2 separate regions of the Homo sapiens genome follow, and region 1 is linked to region 2. Evidence: chromatin contacts called from ENCODE Hi-C or POLR2A ChIA-PET data. All regions are on one chromosome and are shown on one strand. The core of a region is the stretch at or near the end of the contact, and the rest is flanking DNA. Distances in the headings are between cores, read along the strand shown.

Region 1 (6,264 bases), core at 1,474-3,973, 2.1 Mb before region 2:
AGCACCACCGTGGCAGACTTGGCTGGTCCTAACTACCAGCCGTGGTGGGCGAGTGAAGATATTCCTTTGGCTGGGTGGTAAGTGCCCTGACGAGATGCCCATGGGCACCCACCTCCTTCCCTGCACCGTTCCTGATGCCGAAGGCCCTTGGACAGCCTGCACTAGCTGGATCTGGCTCCGGTAGAGGCGAGGGAAGGATAACACCATAATGACCAGGCGTGTGCCTCGGCTGTCTGCTGCCTCTGTGCAGACATCTCTGAGACTAGCTGCAATGGGGCCAGTTAGCTTTGCCATCCCCCCTTCAGAGTATCATTCAGTTGTCCTGGAGACAACCCTCATGGAGCCAGGTGCTTTGTTGGGGATTCAAAGAAAGGTAAGACGAAGTCCCCATCAGGAGGGACCCTCCGTGGGCAGGAGGAAGTGTGTTTTGATATTAGTATAAAGCGAGGTTGTACTATTTTGTTTAATGCTAGGATTTAAAAATCAGTTTTCCTGGAAACCTTTGCTGTTTGCTTTTTACAAAATTTAATAGTATGGCCATGATGACATCATCAATGTTTAAACTGCCTTATTGGACCCTCCTAGTCCTCCTGCCATGAAGGGGCTGCGTTCTAAGGGTGAGTGTGTGAGGTGGAGCCGTGGGGAGGAAGCTGGGACTGAATGCGAACGAGAGCTGGACTCGGGACACCATCTGAGATTGCCACACACCTGAGGCTTCTTTTTGAGGTACAAAAGGAGCAGTTTCTTACTTCCCAAAGTAAGTCAAAACCTGAGTCTGTTCAGTTCTCAGGCCTCACAAACTTTCATTGAGTGTAGCAAAAGGAAGACAGGAAGAAACCTGTACTTATCACCACCTGACATCAGCCTGAGTGCCAGCTGGCCGGCGACACCACTGGGAGCTGGGACTGCTAGTGTGGAACCCACAGAGGGTGGCATTGCAGGACAAGTCAGCAGATGGGCTCACGACAGGAATGCCCCAAAGCTGTCCAAGCTGACCCCACTTCGGGTGCAGGAAAGCCGTGCTCCGAGGGTGGCCCCTGTCCAAATGCCACCGGGGGCTGGTGACCGGGGCGAACTATGGCCAGAACATGAGACTTCTGTGGTTTGTAAAGGGGGACTGATGTCAGGGAAGAGAGATGGTGCCCTAATTGTCTTAATTATGGTTTATGTCAAGAGAGATGACGTTTTAATGGTTCTAATGACAGTTCCAGGCTGTCAGTACACTCTTAAGTCCTATTGTCTTGAAGCAATTTCTGAACAGGTGAAGAAACCCCTGCAAAACAGAGGGGCCTCCCCAGCGATGGCGACTGTTGCACAGTTCAGAGGAGGCCTGGGAGCATGTGAGCAGAGCGGTCAGTGGCCTTTGTCCTCACTACGGTGGTGGCTCCATGGATGCTCTGGATCCTAGGGAAGGAAGGAAGGAAGAACAGCAGTTCAGGAGGGCCAAGGAAAGGGCCTCCCGCCTGGACCGGGTGTGGAATTGACGCTGAGTAACACACCTGTGCAGGTGGACTCTGTGAGCAAGGCAAGAGGAGATGAGGAGAGCATCCGCAGGGGAAGAGGCCAAGACTGCATCCTGAGAAGGAAGTGTTGTCAGTTGCTCTTGCTGGGGTGAAGCTGACCAGACCGCAGGTTCTTCCTGGAGCCAGTGACAATGCCGACAGCTGACACAGAGGGAGCACATGACTTGCGCTTGGCATTTTCACCTGCATTATCTTGTTTATTCCTCACATCAACCCTATAAGGTATGTGCCATTACTGTCCTTGTCTTCCAGCCAAGGAAACTGAGGCACAGCCCTATCAAATGACTCCCACCAGGTCACGCAGCTGATAGGTGCCAGAGCTGGCTGCAGACCCAGGGAGGCTGCCTGCAGACCCCAAGCTACAAACCTGTTCTAATGGCTGAGAGCTGAACACACCTCCGGAGCCTCCCAAGGGAAAGGAAGGGATGAGCTGGGAAGATGGACAGTGCTGCCCAGGAGGGGACTGGGGAAGGGTAGCAGAGGGGCCATAGGACCTTGGAGGATGGCCACTGAATGGCTCTGACTGAAGATAGCACTGGGCTGGGTGAGCCGGCAGAGACATAGCGCCCTGGAAGTCTGGCCTTCAGCATCCTGTGCTGTAATTGCTCAACTCCAGGTACAGGATGGGGCATGGCAGGCCTGCCAGTGAAGAGAAACGGGGAGGGCTTAGGGCTCACCTCACTCATCCTTGAGGCTTCTCTCATGGAGCCTGTGCCAGCTCAGGCCAGGCAAGAACCGCATCTCATTCCCTGCTTATCCCAGGCTCTGCCCTGGTCCCTACAAGCCCTCTGGGAGGAAGAGTGGGACAGTATGAGGAGGAGAGCAGAAGCCCTCCCCCCACCCAACCCACAAAGATCTGCTCAAGCAAAGTGAGTCCAGGAGCTGTCAGAGGAGCAGGGTTTTCTCTGGGGGGTGGGTGTTCCCCCTCTTAGCCCAAGCTCTGCCACACGAGAAGCAGATGTCTTGTTCTAATCTTCAAGTGGGATGATTCGTGGACACTGCCATTAGCTAGTTTTCTTAACATGAAGAGACAGCTGCTTAGTGGCTATTTCTATGTGGGCTGAGCTCATTCAGTAGAGCAGCTTTCCCCTCTGGAGAACAAGAGAATGATAAGCGAGCATAAATCATGCTAAAAGGAACGACTCCTCATCATGAGTCATTAGGACACATGCCACATTGGCGAGCAGATGAAAAACCTTTGATGAAGACCAGTTGTAAAAGCACAAGCTAATGCTGGAGAAATGCATCATGGTGACTTGAAAGTGTAATATATGCATGCTCACGCTTTCGGTCTTAAAAAAAAAAATTGCAGTAAATGTCAAGAGTGGTCAGAAACCATTTCCTGTGCTGGACCCTGCAGGGAGAGGTTCAGGGAAGGGTGGGTTTGGAAGAATACTTCAAATCAGTGAGTGCTAAGCATATTTTGGCACAGTCCTTCTGGAATGGCATCAGGAATGTGAACCACAGTCCTAAACAGGTATGTCCTGTTATGTGACAGTAGCTATAATAGAACGTCACTTCAGGGTTTCGAGAGCACATATCAGAGCATGGTTGAAAAATCATCCAGAGAAATTCCAAAGAAGACCATGAAGTTGCAAGTGCCACCTTTGTCCCTTTCTACAAGGAGCAGGAGGCAGTATGCCAGGGCTAAGGCATCAGCTCTGCACCCAGGCAACCTGCTCAGTGTCCCTGTTCTACCACTTCATAGCTGTGTGACTGTGGTGGTTAATTTAGGTGTCAACTTGACTGGGTTAACAGACACCGAGAAAGCGGGTAAAGCATTATGTATGGATGTATCCATGAGGAGGGTGTTTCTGGAAGAGATCAGCATTTGAATTGGTGAACTGAGTAAGAAAGATCCCCCGTAACCCAATGTGGGTGGGCACCATCCAGTCAGTTGAGGGCCTGGATAGAACAAAAATAGAGGAAAAGTGAATTTGCCCACTTTCTCTTCTGGAGCTGGGACACTCATCTTCTCCTGCCCTTGGTTGAACATCAGAACTCCAGGTCTCCAGCCTTTAGACTCTGGCCTCCCAGGTCCTCAGACCTTTGGCCTTAGACAGAGTTACATCATCAGCTCCCTTGGTGTTCGGGCCTTTGAACTTGGACTGAGATATGCCACCAACTTCCCCAGTTTTCCAGCTTGCAGACAGCGTATCATGGGCCTTCTTATTCTTCATAACTGCATGAGCCAATTCCCATAATTAATCCTCTCCCATCCATCCATCCATCCCATCCATTCCATCCATCTATCTAATCCATTCTCCAATACATCCATCCCATCCATCAGTCCAATCCATCCATCTAATCCATCCATCCATCTAATCCATCCATCTCATCCATCCCATCCATTGAGTCCATCCATCATCCATCCATCCCATCCATCCACCCATCCATCCTGTCCATCCATCCATCCATCCCATCCATCCATCCAATCCATCCCATCCATCTAATCCATTCATCCCATCCATCATCCATCTCATCCATCCATCCAATCTATCCATCCCACCCAATCCATCCATCCATTTATCCATCCCATCCATCCATCAATCCTGTTCATCCAACCATCTATCCATTCTATCCATCCCATCATCCCATCCATCCATCCTATCCATCCCATCCATCCATCCTATCCATCCCATCCATCCATTGCATCCATCCCATCCATCCATCTGTCCTATCCATCCCACCCATTCATCCATCTATCCTATCCATCCCATCAATTCATGTATCCATCCCATCCATCCATCCAATCCATTCATCCCATCATCCCATCCATCCATCCAATCTATCCATCATATCCATCCATCCCATCCTATCCATCCATCCTATCCATCCATCCCATCCATCCTCTCCATCCCATCCATCCATCCTTCCTATCCATCCCATCCATCCCATCATCCCATCCATTCATCTATCCATGCATCCATCCATCCTATCCATCCTGTCCGTTCATCCATCCATCCCATCCATCCCACCCATCTATCCTATCCATCCATCTATCCATCCTGTCCATCCCATCCATTCATCCCATCCATCGCATCGATTCCATCTGTCCATCCCATCCATCCCATCCATCCATCCATCTATCCTATTGGTTCTGTTTCTCTGGAGAATTTTGACCAAGACAGTGACCTTGGGCAAGTTCTTTAACTTCTTTAAGCCTGCTTCCTCATCTAAATAAAGAATAATAACATGCTACCCACTCTCTGGACAGGTTTCTTTGATTGCAGGCAAGACAAATGCACACTGCTGACTTAAGCAGAGAGGAAATGTTTAGGAAGGAACTGGAGGAAAGCACAACGAACCAGGTCTCAGAAAGGTCGAGGACCAGACCACTTGGGGATCTTGGAAAAAGAACCGATGGACACGCTCAGCAGGGTCTGCCAAGGACTGTCCTTGTGTCATCTGGTCATGTTCCTACCCCTTGGCCAGAGGAGAACAAGCCACTTTGATGTGAGCCAGTGAGAGAGGCAGAGTTTCTATTCCCAGAAGAAAGAAGCAAGAATCTTATGGGGATTGATTAACATCATGTGTGTCAAGTTCTTAGCACCATGCCTAGTACATCATAAGAGCTGAAAAATCAGCCGTTGCATATTAACAATTATAAATTGGAATGGCTGATAGCAGATCAATAATGTAAACTATTCCAAATAAAAAGCTAATGATGCATACACATAAATGAGTGTAATAAAAATTAGAAATACGAATAAGATTGTTGGACTGTATCAGTGTCAATATCCTGGTTGTGAAATTACACTAGAGGCTTGCAAAATCTTTCCACTGGAGGAAATTGGGCAAGGTGGACAGAGATTTTCCCTGTATTATTTCTTAATAAACACATGTGAATCTACAATGGTCTCAACAAAAATTTCGGTTAACAATGTAAAGCTAATGATGGCTTCAGAATCCCAAGAAGTGTTTTGTCCCCATTGCGGTTCCTTGTTTTAATTCCCCAAGCCACAAAAAAATAATCAGAAAAATGTTGTTTACATGTAAGAGTCTTGATGGATTAAAAATTATTTTTAAAGGCTTGAGAGAAACTTAAGATACGATAAACGAGCAGGGCCAGGTCAGAATATTCCCTGCCTAAAAATGTTCATTATTAGGCATATGGTAAACTTGACTACACACACACACGCTCACACACTCCTTCCCTCCCAATAAACATGTGAACAAAATGTCAGCCTGGTTTGTCCCCAGTGGTTTATCTTAGAGAGCACTGTTTGTTCTCAAATCTTATCTATAAATGTTAGTTTATTTAAGTAAAGGTGGGCCCCAGTGAGTGTCAGCTCTGGAGGGATATTTGTTGGGTTTATTGAGTCCTTGAGTCCCTGTTTATATACTCTGGGATTATGCTGGGGGAAGAAACCTCATGCGAGGACTTTGAAGGGCCTTGCGGTCGGTATGCCCTGGCTTGCAGCTTTCTGTGGTAGTCCCGGATGGGTTGGAGTCTTGCTTTGGTGGAAGGGGAATCTAGCCATGCACCAGATTTTTGCTTACTCCTTTTCTTTCCCCTTTCTTTTTCTTCTAGCCAGTGTTTATCAGTGGCCTACTTATTGTGTATGAGTCCCTGTGCTAAGTAGTGAGGATACTAAGACCCAGTTCTCCCTTTAAGGAATTTGCAGCTTGACAGAGGACCATGGTGTGTGCTCCAATAATGAGCAGTCAGGGAAGTGGGTCTGTATGTCTTATGCATGTAACAAAGTGCTAGATGAACTCAAGAAAAGAAGAAAAGCAA
Region 2 (5,957 bases), core at 3,085-5,584:
CCTCTGTACCCACAGCAAGGAAAAAAACAAGATGAGGGCCTGGGGTGGGCTGACCAGCCAGTGAGTGCTAACAGGAGGAGCGGCTGGGAGGCTGATGGCTGTGGAATCTTCCAGGGGCCGCTCAGGGTTGAGTGGATGGGGGGTTGGGGAGGGATGATCCTTCCTAGGCCAGAGCGGCTGGAGGGGGTGGGGTGGGGTTGGAGGCCCCGGTGAGCATGGACTGCAGACTGAATAAACAGTTCATTTCTGTAGGCAGCTGCGCCACCCCTCCCCCAGGGTCCCACTGCTGCTCAGGGGGCCTCCTGGGTGAGGCCCAGGTAGGGTGAGGCAAGCCCGGTCTTGCCCACGGGGTCATCACAGGGGCTGCCGCCTACTCCAAAGGAAACCCTGATGGCCGGGGCTTGTCTAAGGAGATTCAGGTTCCCTGGGGCCAGGGTCCCTCAGGTCTCTCAGGGACCAGGGGAGGCTGCAGGGCTGGTGATGCCCCAGGGGGCCAGGCCACTCCCCGCCAGCAGGAGGGCCTGCTTAGAAGGGGTGCCTGGTAGGACCCTGGTAGGAGGGACCCATGGACAGCAGGGTTAACAGATCCCTGGGCCGCTCACTGAGCACCTGTGCTGGACTTGCTGCACCAACCGTGGGCTTGACCCAGTTCATTTCTCCCTCCCAGTCTCCTGGTCTACAAGCCAGAAACCGAGACTCACTCACGTTCTGATCTGGTGCGTCTGGAAGCCTGCACCCCCTTGGTTGGGCCAACTGCCCCTGTTGTCATCCTCTCGATGATGTCCTGAGCATCGGATCTGGAAAACTCTTCTAGGCTTATCCAGTGCAACCCGTGAAGGGTGCATGAGAAAACTGAAGCCCAAGGCCCCAGGGCCAGGGAGGGTCAGAACTGGGAGTGGAGGGGAAGCTGCCTTCCCGACACCCTGACCCAGGCAGTGAGCTTCCTTTAGAGTTGATCTTCCTTTAGAGTTGAGGCCAGCACCTCATGCAGTGGGGACGGAGGAACTGCCAGGGCTCTGTGGAAGACCCAAGGCCCGGGGCCCAGGAGAAGGGCTGCCCGTAGGTCTAGAGGATCCAACAGCTCAGAGGCACACTGGCGTTCCTGATAAAGAAACCTCAGCTCTGAGGTGCCAATTACGAACATTTAGACAAAATGCCAGCTTAAGTTCTCCCCACCGTCAGGCAGGGTTGGCAGAGAGCTAGACCACGGGCCCAGTACAACCAGGAGGCAGAGAGCTAGACCACGGGCCCAGTGCGACCGGGAAGCAGAGAGCTAGACTATAAGCCCAGTGAGACAGGGAGGTAGAGAGCTAGATCATGAGCACAGTGCGACCAGGACTGCTGCTCCCCTGCACACAAAAAGGTGCTCAGGGCATACTGGGTGAGTGGAAGGCGGTGGAGGGGACAAGCTTGGACGTCTGGTCTTGGCCTTGCATCCAGGCTGTCCTCAAATCTGCTCTCGGTCTCCAGTTCCTCATCCCTCACCAGAGGGTAGAGTGAGGCCATCTCTTGGGCTCCTTCCTCAGGCTCCAAAACCTCCCACTTCTGGTATCTGCTGCCATCCCAGAGTGCTCAGGTCTGGCGTCCTCGTGGGTGCATGGAAAAGGCATCCACAGGGACCTTGCAGGAAGGCCCAGGCCACAGGCATCACAGGGCTCCAGCCAAGAGCCCCACGTGCTCACCCTGGGGAAAAGGCTGCTGTGGAGCACGACCAGATGCATCTCTAAGTTCTGCTGCCACAAATGGGCTCTGTGCAGTAGCTGAAGAAAGGCCAGGGTTTTGTAACTGTGAGTTCAAAATGAGAATAGATTTGGTGTCTGGCAAGAATACCATATTGAGGAGTAATTTTTTTCCTGTTATAAATCCATTAGGAAATTAAAAATCTAGGCTGCGACTTTAAAATATGGAATGGAATTTTCTTCTGAGCCCCCTAGGTAAATTTTTTTCCTTGTTAAAGGCAGAAATCTAATGAATCTAAATCTTCTCATTGAGGATAATGTTCCCAGAGGCGACTGCTGTGCCTTAGCTATTCACTGACTTGCAGCTAGGATCAGATTTTCAAAAAAAGGTTAACATAAAATCTGACAATGTTTGCCCTGGGCTGGAACTGAAAGCTGAAGGGTATTAAGAAATACCTACTGTGTGGCAAGACACAATGGGTGCTGGGCCAAGGCGTGGAGAGGGGAGGGGAAGAGGGACGGGAAGACTCTGAGATACGATCAGCCCTCAGCGGCTCCCAGCTCAGTGTGGGAGGCACAGACTGGAGAGAAACAGTACAGAGATGGTTTGACGAATGAGCATATCAACCAGGACAAGTGTACAACCAGGAAAAGTTAGTGTACAACCAGGATTAGTCAGTGTACAACAAGGACAAGTTAGTGTACAACATGTGAACACCCTAACACTCCACCAATCTAGAAATCAGAATAAGCAAACCTGGACCTAGAATAAACTTGAGAAGTGGATCTGGGGCTGCAGAGAGAAGCCAAGTCGGGTTCTGCAAACCCTGGCATTTGACTGTGTGGGCAGAGCAGCTTCGGTCCTCCCTCATTATCTGTTCTTCTATGAAGGATTGAGTGGCAGCAGCAGCACCTCCATCCTCACCAACAGAGCCACCAACAGCAGCATGAACCAGAGAAAAGACCCACGGCGAGGCCCAGGGCTGAGAGCCTCACGCGCCACCTCCGATGGAGCAGGTGTCTTCATGTTAGCTCATGCCCCTAGTGGTGATCTTAAACTATCAAGAAAATTGCAGTCATCCTATTACGTGAGAATCCAAGAAATGCACAAAACATTTTATCAAGGTTTTTGATCAATGTGGTTGAATTTTAAAAACGTGTATCACTGGTCTGGGATAGTTGATTTCATTGGATGCACATTCTCCAACAATGCTGGCTGAAGTGCAAGTGTGTGTGTGTGTGATATGTGTGAGTGTATGTATGGTGTGCATTGGTGTATGTGTGAGTGTGTGTGGGTGTATGTGTGAGTGTGTGTTGGTGGATGTGTCAGTGTATGTGTGAATGTGCATGTGGGGGGAGGGGTTATATGTGTGAGTGTGTGTTGGTATGTGTGTGTGGGAGTGTGGGAGTGTGAGTGCGTGTGTGGGGGTTATATGTGTGAGTTTGTATGTTGGTGTATGTGTCAGTGTGTGGAGTGTATGTGTGACAGTATATGAGGGTGTATGTGTGAGTATATTGGTGTGTCAGTTTGTGGGGATGTGAGTGCATGTATGTGGGTGTGTTATATGTGTGAGTGTATGTGTGAGTGGATTTATGTGTATGCGGGTGTTGGTGTATGTCTCAGTGTGTGTGTGTTGGTGTGTCAGTGTGTTTGTGGGTGTGTGGGTGGGAGTGCATGTGTGGGGGAGGGGTTATATGTGTGAGTGTGTGTGTGTTGGTATATGTGTGTGTAGGAGTGTGAGTGCATGTGCGTGGGGGGTTATATATGAGTTTGTATGTTGGTGTGTGTGTGTGCATGTGTATGTTGGTGTATGTGTGTTTGTGAGTGTGTGTGTGTTGGTGCATGTGTGTGTTTGGGTATGTGTGTGTTGGAGTATGTTTGAGTTTGTGTGTGGGTGTATGTGAGTGTGTGTTGGAGTATGTGTGCGTTTGTGTGTGGGTGTATTGTGAATGTGTGTTGGTATATGTGTGAATTTGTGTGGGGATGTATGAGTGTGTTTGGGGGGCATGAGTGTGTGTGTGTAGGTGTATGACTGCATGTGGGGTGTGTGTGTGTGTGTGTGTGTATTTGCTGACTACTGAAGTGCCAAGGAGATGTCAACCATGGGCGTAAATAGTCAGGAAGGGTTTTAAAGAGAATGGGAATTTGCGATGACCTGAAAGGTGGGGAGAGTGCGTTGTAAGCAGGAAAGGCATAAACACGTGAACATACTGTTTTGACCTCCAAAATCAGTTAACAGTTTTCTCAAAATATTTTTGCATAACTTGGTTGCATCTAAGCCCTATCAACAAAAAGACATCGCCTTGGCAAACCTCCCAACAGGGCCATTGGAGGTTTAAGAATGCTACAAGGAACTTGTAGATGTAATTCCTGAACAGGGAGCTCTGTCATAGAATCTATGCAGTGCTAGGAGACCAGGTTATGGTTCCTTCTCTGCCCCTGCCTAGCTGTGTGACCTGGTACGATGATCTTTCTGGGTCTCATTTTCTGTAAAGTCTGTAAAATGAGGAAGTTTGTCTAGACACCAGAGGATCGTGATCAGAGTTTGTATCAGAACCACCTAGGATGCTTTTTCAAGATGTGCATGTCCAGACCATACACGAGATCTACTGAACCAGGACATCCGGGGTGGATCTCAGGGGACCTAAGATGTCAAAGAAGGTCCACACGTGATTTTAGTTGTGAGCCAAAGTTGGGATCCTATTGTGTTAGATAACACTGGCTCCTGTAACAAACAATGCCTCAAATCTCACTGTTCAACATGATCCAAGTTTGTTCTCATTCATGTGTCAATCCGTGCAAATGCACCAGCAGCCAGCCAGCTTCCAGGTGATGATCAGATGACCCTGCCTCCTCTGTCTTGTGTCTGTCATCTTCAGTGTCATCTTCAGCTACCTCCATGGTCTCAGTGGGGTCATCTCCATGCTGGTGAGCTGGAAGGGGAGAGAGTGTGGAACATACTATGTGGAAATGTGTCCATGGGCCAGGCCCAAAGTAGTGCACACCACCCCCACTTCTATCCCAGTCACCAGCCATTCCTACTGCACGGCTAGCTGCGGAGGGGGGTTGTCCACAGGAAGCAGGGAAATGGGTTAGGGTCACGGCTGTCAGTCTCTGCCACCAAACTAACATGAATAATTTTTTTCTTTTTGAGATGGAGTTTCGCTCTTGTTGCCCAGGCTAGAGTGCAATGGCATGATCTCGGCTCACTGCAACCTCCGCCTCCCGGGTTCAAGCGATTCTCCTGCCTCAGCTTCCCCAGTAGCTGGGATTACAGGCATGCACCACCACACCCGGCTAATTTTGTATTTTTTGGTAGAGTTGGGGTTTCTCCATGTTGGCCAGGCTGGTCTCGAAACCCCTGACCTCAGGTGATCTGCCCACCCCGGCCTCCCAAAGTGCTGGGATCATGGGTGTGAGTCACCGCACCGGGCCCATGAATAATTTCTAAGATTCTTTTTAGCTGCAAAGTTCTGGAATGTTTATCTTTTTGCTGCCACAGTCCTCACTAAGAACCTCTACAAAGAGCTAGTTTCTTTCCACCTCGCATTCGAGTGTTTATCTGTGTCATCATCCGCCCCAGATGGTGCTGTCCCTGAAGCAAGGGTTGCACCTTATTCATCATTGCTTCTGTTCCCCAAAGCACCTAGCGCAGTCTTTTGCACATATTATGAACATAATATTAACTGAGTGAGTGACTTAAATGCATGATTTAGAAAAAGTTCATTAGCCCAAGGAGGAAGGGCAGGAGGCCTGGTGTCTGCAGACACAGGATCCGTCACAGCGCTGTCTGGTACTCAACTCTAGAGCCCTCCTCAAGCCTTGGTTTCAGTAGAATTTGGCAGCAGCAGAACGGGCCTCATTAAGTTGTTGAAAGGATTAATGAGATAATGGTTGTGAAGTGCTGAGCACAACATCTGGGTGAACAACTGCATCTCCTTTCATCTTGGCATGGGCTCGTGCTACCTCGAGACAGTCTCCGCAGAGGTCATATTCACAACCGGCAGGACCGGGACTGATCAGCTCCATTTCGTATTTGCAAACGGCCTGGAAGTTTGGCATCATGGAAAATCACAACTAGGATGGTTGATACTTTATCCAGGGGGCCCAGCAGACTCTTGTGAGGTCCTGGCAGGATGAGGGACAACGTAACTGTCGCTAGAATTCCTCATATTATGCAGTGCTTTGTGGTACTCATGGATCTTTTACATTTGTTTTCCCAGTTCAGGGTTCAGAAAACATAGTAAAAATTTTAGGCTTTGCAGGCCATAGAGTCT

The links. A loop is a pair of places that touch in the nucleus more often than their neighbours do. ChIA-PET counts read pairs that join two places held with the same protein, here RNA polymerase II (POLR2A).
Region 1: a loop to region 2 is called in a map of posterior vena cava, with 24 times the contacts of the local background. The contact joins two enhancer-like sites. A Hi-C loop is called at or near these places in 1 of 168 maps with a recorded cell type or tissue (posterior vena cava). POLR2A ChIA-PET finds 5 or more read pairs at or near these places in 1 of 52 experiments (naive thymus-derived CD4-positive, alpha-beta T cell).

Annotation. Positions count from the first base shown.
Region 1 is chr10:126,249,795-126,256,058 of GRCh38, reverse strand. All of the region lies in intron 3 of ADAM12 (ADAM metallopeptidase domain 12), which reads left to right. Among named protein-coding and RNA genes, the nearest start is that of ADAM12, 140 kb to the left of the region's middle. Within about 2 kb of position 2,723, at least 4 of the 41 ENCODE cell types and tissues checked have a DNase peak (open chromatin) inside an H3K27ac peak, as active enhancers do.
Region 2 is chr10:124,122,593-124,128,549 of GRCh38, reverse strand. No RefSeq gene overlaps it. Among named protein-coding and RNA genes, the nearest start is that of CHST15, 32 kb to the right of the region's middle. Within about 2 kb of position 4,334, at least 2 of the 41 ENCODE cell types and tissues checked have a DNase peak (open chromatin) inside an H3K27ac peak, as active enhancers do.